2 separate regions of the Mus musculus genome follow, and region 1 is linked to region 2. A link is a contact called in ENCODE Hi-C data. All regions are on one chromosome and are shown on one strand. The core of a region is the stretch at or near the end of the contact, and the rest is flanking DNA. Distances in the headings are between cores, read along the strand shown. Region 1 holds the start of 9430085M18Rik (a long non-coding RNA gene). Region 2 holds the start of Wdfy3 (WD repeat and FYVE domain containing 3).

Region 1 (4,399 bases), core at 1,643-4,142, 370 kb before region 2:
CATCTACTGATTATTTCCTCTTGGCTGGGACAGAATGGGGCATTAGGGCTGCCCAGGACTCAGTAAATATTTGTTCATTTCCAATTATAGTAATGTTTATCTTTGAAACAGCCAGCTGTTTTATTTATGGTAGGATGAAAGGGCACCATCATACTTATCGGTTTTCACTTCCCAGGAAAGGCACTATCAATAAACTATGACGCTTGCATAAATGTTTTTAAAAGAAGTGTCACATATTTGTTGTAATGGCGCCCCCTAGTGAACATTTCCATTACTGCTTTTTGAACACCTTTTAGGTTTGTTCATTGATGGTTGTTGGTTGGTTCACCTACTCATAATCTAAGCATCTAGAGGATGAGGCAGGATTGCCTCAAGCTCTGGTCCAACTTGGGAATACATTCAGAGCCTGTTTCAAAAGCCCTAAGAGAACTTTCTTTCCCCTGCCTATAAACAAAAGTTGTCTCCCAATGATCGTCTAAGTTTCATACATGGTCACAAAACTGAATAATAGAAGCAGAATTCCTTTCCTCTTGAAACAAACGGTGTCTACATTTTAATCCACTTGAAACAAGGAAAGTGAAGAGAGCAGGGCAGTCTCCAGCAGGTAGCATTTGCAGGAAGAACTTCGGTGTGTGGAAATATTCCACGTGGGTTCTTCCTCAGCACTTACACAGTTTATTTACATAATCTCTGTGTTACTTTATGCTGTGCCCTGCTAATCACTTTTTGCAGATGGGAAGTCCATGCTGCCAGCAAGTGGAAGCTGAGACATGGACCCAGGTTGCCTGACCCAGATTTCAAGCTGCAGGTTAATTATAAGTTAACAGAGCCACTGGATTGCTTACATCTCAAACCCAGTTTTCCTCCTCATAGCAAACCAGTTTGTCAGACAGTGGCTTCATGGATCCATCGTCCTCTGCTTGCATCACAGAAAGGCCCAGCACTGTCCTGCCCCAGGACTGCAGCTCCTCTCCCTGTCACACCCCGCAGCTGCCACTCAGCTAGGAAGAAGTGCTCCCTAATCCCAGGGCCACAGCAGGACAGAGCCAAGGACAGCACAGGCAGCCACAAGAAAACAACAACAACATTAGAGACAAAGGACACAAATGCCAACATCCCCTGGCAGATCGAAGACAACGAAAACAGCAGCACAACCAACAATAAAACACAGAAAATGAAGAACTCGTGAGGTCATACGTTATGTAGAAAGATAGACGAGAGATCTGGAAAGGTGAAGAGACGATAGATTTGATACATGTTCTCTCTGGTGGCTTCAGTGAGGAAATCCTCCTTGTGTGTCTAAATGCTTGCTCCCATGATGGTGATGCTATTTGGGGGAGGTTATGAAGCCTTCAGGAGATGAAGCCTCACTGGAGGAAGTGTGTCAGTGGGGGGGGGGGAGAGTGTGAATGGACTTTGAGGGTTTAAGTCCTTACCCTACTTTCTGATCCCTGACCCCTCTTCTATCTCTGTCTCTCTCTTCTCTCTGCCTCTCCGTCTTTCTCTATGTGTTTCTCTCCTCTCCCCCTCCCTCCTTTTTCTCTCCCTCCCCTTCCCCCCCTCTCTCTCTTCCCTCCTTTCTCTCTTTCTCCCTCTCCCCTCTCCTCCCTTCTTTCTCTCTCTCCTTTCCTTCCCTCCTTCCTATGTGTGGATAGACAGTGATGATCAGCAGCCCTCCTTCTCTCTCTCTCTCTCTCTCTCTCTCTCTCTCTCTCTCTCTCTCTCCTTTCCTGCCCTCCTTCCTGTGTGTGGATAGACAGTGATGATCAGCAGCCCTCCTTCTTTGTCCTCTTGGACTCCCCTCTGGAGTCATAAGGCACAGCAACGCTCTCCTCCTAAATTTGCCTTTGGTCCAGATATTGATCACACTGACAGAAAAGGGATATTAGTCCAGGATCTCTCCAGCAGGAGACTGCTAGGGGCACATTAGTAAAAACAAGAGTGTTGGCATTCACAAGGAAGGTTCCACAGTTTTATCACAGAGAGACTGGATCACGTGAAGTACACCGATGGATTCTAACCCAGAGAGAACTTTTGATCAAGACTGGTGTTTTCTTCCCTCCTCTTGCATCATAGCTTCAAGGGAAGCAACCGTAATCAAAATCCCACAGGGAGAAGCTAGGTTAGTTCTTGATCTGCTGAGCTCAGGTAACTCAGCCAAGGAGCAGATGGTTCTGGTATGACTCCAGGTGCAGGCTTCAGAAGAGTCTCACGTGAGACATGTCCCTCCTCATAATGCGGGCTGACCACAAGGACAAGCAGAAAAGCCAGACGACGAATGCCCTGACTCATTGAAAGAGGGGACAGTAATCTTCGACACAACCAAATCAGGGTCAGAGACGAAGTTCAACGGCAGAGCACGTGCCTAAATCACACAAGGTTTAGTGAGGATTCAAGCCCAGCCATACAAAAGCATAAATAAAACCAAAAAGCTGTCCAAATCATAAAAGATAAAGGCCATGGAAATACAAATTAAAGGTATAAGCATTTGACAACTTAATGCAATACACATTTCTCTCCCGATTCTGTCCAGGAAGGATAAAATGGCCGAAAGTTCATTTTTTAGGAGAATGGACAAAACTGAAATCTGAATGAGCAATTTCAGAGTATGGCACAGTGTAAATTTATTGGGCTAGATTACCGGTAAGAGAGGGAGAGGGAGGGGGAGGGGGAGGGGGAGGGGGAGGGGGAGGGGGAGGGAGAGGGGAGGGGGAGGGGGAGGGGAGGGGGAGAGTGAGAGAGAGAGCGAGAGAGAGAGAGAGAGAGAGAGAGAGAGAGAGAGAGAGAGAGAGAGAGAGAGAGAGAGAGAGAGAAACATACACTAAAGTACACAGGGGCAAAAAGAGAGGTATTTTCCTTTAAAAGGCTCAGAAAGAGCGTGCGTGGGCGTGAGCGCATGCGTGCATGGGGTCTGAGGAGCTGATGAGTCAGCAGTGGCGGTGGCGTGGAAGCCATGACCGCCACTAAACACTGCACCTGAACTGGCTGAGGTGGTAGCTGTTAAAGTCTGAAAGAAAATATAACTGTAAGCAGGTCACAGAAATACAGGGCGAACAAATAGTAAAGCGACAGGATAAAGCGGAGGTGTGAGTCCATCTGTCGTCACCGCAACAAAATACCCGAGGAAATGTGGAAAACCTTGTGCTGTCTCCTGCTTCAGAGGCACCAGCCCTAGGTCACGCTCAGCCTGGGCCTGTGGTGAGATCCACCTCACAGCAGAAGTTTGTGTTGCTCTCTCACACTAACGGTTTGAGAATTTGATCCCTTCTGCTACCTAGAAGCTGGTTGCCCCTGAGGTCCCTCCTTCCTCTAGCATACCACTCCTCAGAATGTCCAGAGATGACGCTGCAAGGACCCGTCTGTGACGAACTAGGGCACTGAGGAGAGCGTTCTCCAGGTTCCTTCCTCTTCCTGCGTTGCCATTGTTACCGTGTGACATTCCAGGGTAGGAGAGGTGTGTTCCTGGGGGATGGGTGGGAGGGTGCGCGTGTGCATATGTGTGTGTGTGTACATGTGTATAAATACTACTGCAATCCTTGGTCAGGGCCCTGACACTGGGTATTCCAACATATTGGGTCCAGCCACTCACCTCCAAACCCAGAGAAAGTAGGTGTGAAAACCAGGAAAGGACATTTAGTCAGTAAAACCACAGCAGGAAGGAAGGGCAGCTGCTCCTGTCAGTGCTGTTCAGCGGGGCAGTCAAGAGCCCCCGAATTATCCAGGCAAGGAAAATTATCCAGGAATCAGAGGAAACACATGCCATTGGTCAGTCTTGGTTACACTCTGGTCTGGCTGATCCTTGTCTAGGGATTAGTAAAAGCACAGTAAGGAAGTTGCAGTTGCCTGGACACACTGTCAACTCTTGTACAAGGTGTTTGTCTATCCACCTAGAATTCTAGGTGACTGAAGGGGAAAATGTTTCAGAACAAGAGAGTCACAGTATATGGCCACGTCTGCTTCTGCCCTCTGCAATGCACCAGGCACCTACAGGCCCAAGTGAGTGCAGGCGCTTTTAGCCACAGCAGACTCTAGATCTTGCTTCCAAAAGGAGAGACAGGTGAAGGGAAGATGGATGGTAGTTTTGGAGTGTCTGTGGTTTTCAAGTGACAGGCTAGCTATGTAGCCCAGACTAGCTACAATCTCATGATCCTCCTGCTTCAGCCTCCTGAGTGCTGGGATGGCAGGCAACAGTGTGGGTGTTGTTTGTTGTTGTTGTTTAAGATTTATTTATTTAGTTAATGTATATAAGTACTCTATCTTCATGTACACCTGCATGCCAGAAGAGGGCATCAGATTATATTTATAGATGGTTGTGAGCCACCATGTGGTTGCTTGAAATTGAACTGAGGTCCTCTGGAAAAGCAGCCACTGATCTTAGCCTCTTAGCCATGTCTCCAGC
Region 2 (4,585 bases), core at 685-3,184:
AACAGGTATGAGTCACCATACCCAGGTAGGATATTTACTCTTTTTAAACTACGATACCCAGTTGTTTACCATCTTTTGTGGTTCCAGATCAAATGGGGGTGGGGGAGCCCCGATGTAGGCTACATTCTGAGGATAATTTCTAGAAATTCTAAGACCCCACTGAATGCAGCACCTTGGTGATATTTAGGACACCAGAGGTAAACAGTGAAGACTTGTGGAGTTCAGCATCCTCAGAGTACAGAATCTGATCCTGGAATATTACACTACGGTTTAACTTTCTTTCATGTCTTTCCAAGTTACTTCAAAGCCTCATGTTCCTTAACTCATAGCACATTTGTAGAGAAATTTTTGTGAGAAGCATATTTTTACATGAATAGATTTCAACTAAGGAAAAGAGAAACTATTTAAAAACCTGTATTTCTAGTTGCTTGAGGCAGAACTGCTCAAAGTTTTAGTTCTCAAACCTAATGAAATACAGATTTTTTTTAAACATTAAATGCATATCAAGCTAATTCTTACACAGCAGGGTCCCATGATGACAGTTTTATTTAAAGAGGGATTTACTTTGACTAGATCTATACACTAACAGACTATAGTCTTTCTCCTAGACTCTACACTAATACCACATCCCATTTTCCTGTAAATAAGTACATTTTTCATTGTTTTGTTATTTTTACTTGCTTTACATCCTGACAGTGAAAACTGATCTAAACCTGCTTGATAGAGGCCAGCCTGGAATCTGCTGTCTCGACGCAAGGGTTTTGTTTTTCTTTTTTTGTTGGGTTTTCAGACACCATAATAACCACTTGGTACTGACCAACCCATAGCTATTAGTGAACAAAAATAGTTTTTCGTATGCATAAGCACCATTTTTCCCACAGAAAAAACACTTAGCCATTGGTGAGGTACTGAAAATCCATGCATTCGGTAAACATCTGCTTGATCTGATTCTATCCTATTATTTCTACAAAGGAAGAACTCATCATCTGTCTCTCCGATTCAAGAGTCAAAAAATCAATGGAACGCAGCACCTCCGATGCGACCATGGTCCAGAGGGCTCTGGTCGGAAAGGTCACCGCTGCCTTTTCAACCCCGCCATAACCGCGAATGTCGGTGATGCCACCACATCCCCGATGCAGGACAGAAGCATCCCAGGTCCCTTCCACAGGGAAGGGTTTGCAGCTCAGAGCGTAGAGGGATGAGCCAGGAGAGGCCCGCGGCCCTGGAGACGGCGCCCGAGGGATGGAGGCCGCGCTCCGCTGCGCCCGGGCGCGCGCGGGTGGGGGCTGGGGGGTCCGGGAATGGGCACCGGGAGGGTCCTCCCGAGGGGACCGGCATGACCCCCACCTACCCCGGGCGCCGCCGGGTTACGCCCCCGCCCTCCCGGACCTGCGGTCGCCTTGCCCCCGCCTCCCCATCCCCGAGGCCCCCGCACGCCCCTCCGCCGGCCGCCTGGGACCAGCCGCCGACGGCGCCCTCTCCAGGCCCGGAGGAGGACGCGGGTGGGGGAGCGGCTGGGCCGCGGCCTGTCCCCGCGCGGACAGCGCCTCCGCCCCGCAGGAACAAAGCGCGCCGCGGGCGAGCCGGCGAGCGGGCAGGCAGCACTCACCGCGGACGCGCGGGCCCAGGCGTGGGGCCCGGGAGTCCCCCCAGGCCGGGCCGGGGCCGAGCGCCCGCTGCAGTCCGCGAGCTGCGGGGCCGGGGCGGCAGCCGTGCTAGGCAGCCAGGGCAGCGACGCCGCCGCCGCTCCCTTCTCCCGCCTGGGTCCCTGCTCCGCCGCGTCTTCTCCCTCGCCGGGTCCCCGCCGCCGCCTCAGCCTCGGCACTGCACGGGCTGCTCCTCTCCATCAAGGCCGGGCCGGGCCGCGGGGAACATCCCGGAAAGTGAGGGCTGGTGGCCGTCTCCCGCAGCTGCTGGTGGCCATCTTTAATCCTCCTCCTCCTCCCGCTCTCCCCACCTCCCGCGCCCGCTGACGGACGGCTCGGGATCCTCCTCCCGCTCCTCCCGCTCCTCCTACCAGGCCGGCCGCAGAAACTGCAGCCGCGCGGCCGGCCCCTCCCGCCTTTCCTTCCTCTTTCCTACTTCCTTCCCTCGCCGCGGCTCCTGCTTGCCGGCACCCTGGACAGGCGCGCAGCCCAGTCCGCGCCCCGCGCCCCGCGCCCCCTGCCCTCGCCTCCGGGCTCCCGGGTCCTCTGGCGCAGCGCTCACCCCCTCCTCCGGCTTCTCGGGGGACCCTGCTGAGAAAGCACCGCTGCGCGCCCCTGAGCCCTACTCCCATTGCTGGATGCTGTCACCAGCGATGAAAACACGCGAGCCTGCGTTCATTTTACTCCAGCTGGAGTACAAAAGAACTGCCCACGCTAGCTCTTTCACTACGCGGCCTCGAACCCCCACCTCCTCCGGTGCGGATCAGGACCCAGGAGTTTCCAGTCTCCAGGGTTGTCCTGGGTCAGTGACCTTGAGACCTTCTGCTGAGATTTTAGGTTTGCCCTTTCTGGAAAGGTCATTCTTTGTACCTCCATAGACCTGACCAACACAATGTTTGCACTAAATGAGTATGGATTGGTAAACTTGAAACAGCCAAGCGGACATCAGCTTGTCTCTGTTCCTAGTCCGCCCAGCGTACCGTTTGGGTCATACTTCTGTTCTGACGGTGGGGACAAAACTGAGTCAGCATGAATGCTTGAACTCCTTGAGTTGAACAGCTCAGAGTGGGGAAGTAGTGGTACAGAAACTGGAAACACGAGCTTGTTTTCCCAACACTGCAATCTACAGCAGTTTTAGGATTTCCTCTAAAAAAGAAAAAAAAAAAAAAAAAGCCGAAGTAATTTGGACTTGCTGTTTCCTTTTTTTAAGCCAGTTTGTGTTTGGAATTGGATCCAGTTGTACCGATTTACTCCACTGTTTGCTACAAGATTCAGCAGCTGTTCCGTGTGGGGGCCCCTGTTCCTGCTGTTCCCAGGCACCCGCTGGCAGGACAAAGCACCTTTCCCCAGGTGTGGAGAGCCATGCCTGTAAGGCCTGTGCTGGGTGGGGCTGCTGTTGGATGAGGTTGGGGGGTCCCTCAGGAGGATAGAAGAATTGTCCAGAGTTGGAGGCCAGGGAGACAGTCAGGGAAGGGAAGAGACCAGGGGCAGGCTACAGAATAAAAATGTAAATGTTACTCAATTCTGAAAGAGTAGGTCAGAACAACCCCTTTTAAAAAAACCTACTTTTATAACCAGATCATCTAAGGGGGAACAGAAATCCGATGCTTTGCCTCTAAGGCTCACAAAGTAACCTGTAAAGATACTGGCCATTCAACTGTTTTAACTCAGTCTGTGCCATCTATAGAATTCCTTTAAAGCCAAATAGGCTGTGCTATAGCGCTCTATAATACAGTTTTAAATAAATCATTACTGCCAGGTCGCTGGGTGGGGGAGGGGTGTGCCTGCTTCCTTTTCCTTCTTACTGCTCCTTCCTCCTTGGCCCTTTGATGTGTATTCTTTAGGTACCGTTCCTCCAATCTGCCCTTACACAAATGTACCACAAAATTCTCTTCAGCCTGGGAGTGTGGCAGGAAGAAGAGCTACTGGATGCATGGCTACATTAGGGTAAGAAAATCAGTTGAGTCAACACTAAGACCAGGGTGCCTTTCAGAAGGAAGATCTTCAACTAAATATGAATGAGGTTTCGAATTTTTTTTGTAATTATAATTGGGAGAAGAAAATTTATGAAATGTATGTCATCAGCACATTGATTATAAATGTCTTTCTGTTGGAAAAAAAACCATTGCAATAAAGTTCAAGGGTATATCAGTATGCAAATGTGGCAATTTTCCTGCTGGTGTCTTATAGAGAATATTTCACAAAGGTTTTCTCCTAGTGCACACATATACACCCAGCTGCCTTCCCTTGTTTTGCTGAAGCTATACAAATATAAGGATTATAAGGATGGTCTGGAAAAGACCCTTCCCAGTTGCTCTCTCTCAGCTCTGCCTCAGATCTGTCACCGCCACAGCTCTTACCTTCCTGGGTCTTTGTTGCCGGCCAAATGTAGTTTCTGTCATCTTGAGTTTAGGTATTCAAAACAAAACAAAACAAAACAAAACAAAACCCTGGTCAGCTCAGGTTCTCCAGCAACATGACTACTGTGTCCTGTGTATTCACTCAGATGAACTCACACTCCTCATAAAACAAAGACTGTGTTAAAGTGGAATAAGCCCTTTGTGCAGAGGCCAGATGGAAGGAGTTCTAGGCATGTGCAGCGAACTCCTCTGGGGATAGAGGAAGCTGAAGGGCTATTTCTAAACAGTTCTGCACCAGGAGTCTGATTCCTAACTTCCATTCAGAAATGAGGTGACTGTAGACAATAGCAGTTGAGGAGCTGTGCCTCACGACAAGTAAAAGCCATGGATTTGTGGTGACAGAAGACTCGTGAGCACAACAAGTGACTGGCGGGAGAGATGCTGAGGAGGGAGGACATGTTTTAAAAGAGAATTTCCAAAATTGTTAAGAGAAGCAATAAGCTCAGAATTCTCTGTTTAAGCATTTGCTTCTTTTATGTTTTATTTATAAAATGAAAGGTTAATGGCAAATGGGATTAT

What was found. Hi-C counts contacts between places; a loop is a spot of excess contacts on that map.
Region 1: a loop to region 2 is called in a map of Patski, with 2.6 times the contacts of the local background. The contact joins the promoter of 9430085M18Rik here to the promoter of Wdfy3 in region 2. A Hi-C loop is called at or near these places in 3 of 37 maps with a recorded cell type or tissue (Patski and v-Abl transformed pro-B cells).

The regions. Positions count from the first base shown.
Region 1 is chr5:101,700,657-101,705,055 of GRCm38, forward strand. 9430085M18Rik (a long non-coding RNA gene) reads left to right here and starts at 2,893. Exons shown (of 3, transcript XR_001785073.2): 1 at 2,893-3,454.
Region 2 is chr5:102,067,987-102,072,571 of GRCm38, forward strand. Wdfy3 (WD repeat and FYVE domain containing 3) reads right to left here and starts at 1,935. Exons shown (of 67, transcript NM_172882.3): 1 at 1,610-1,935.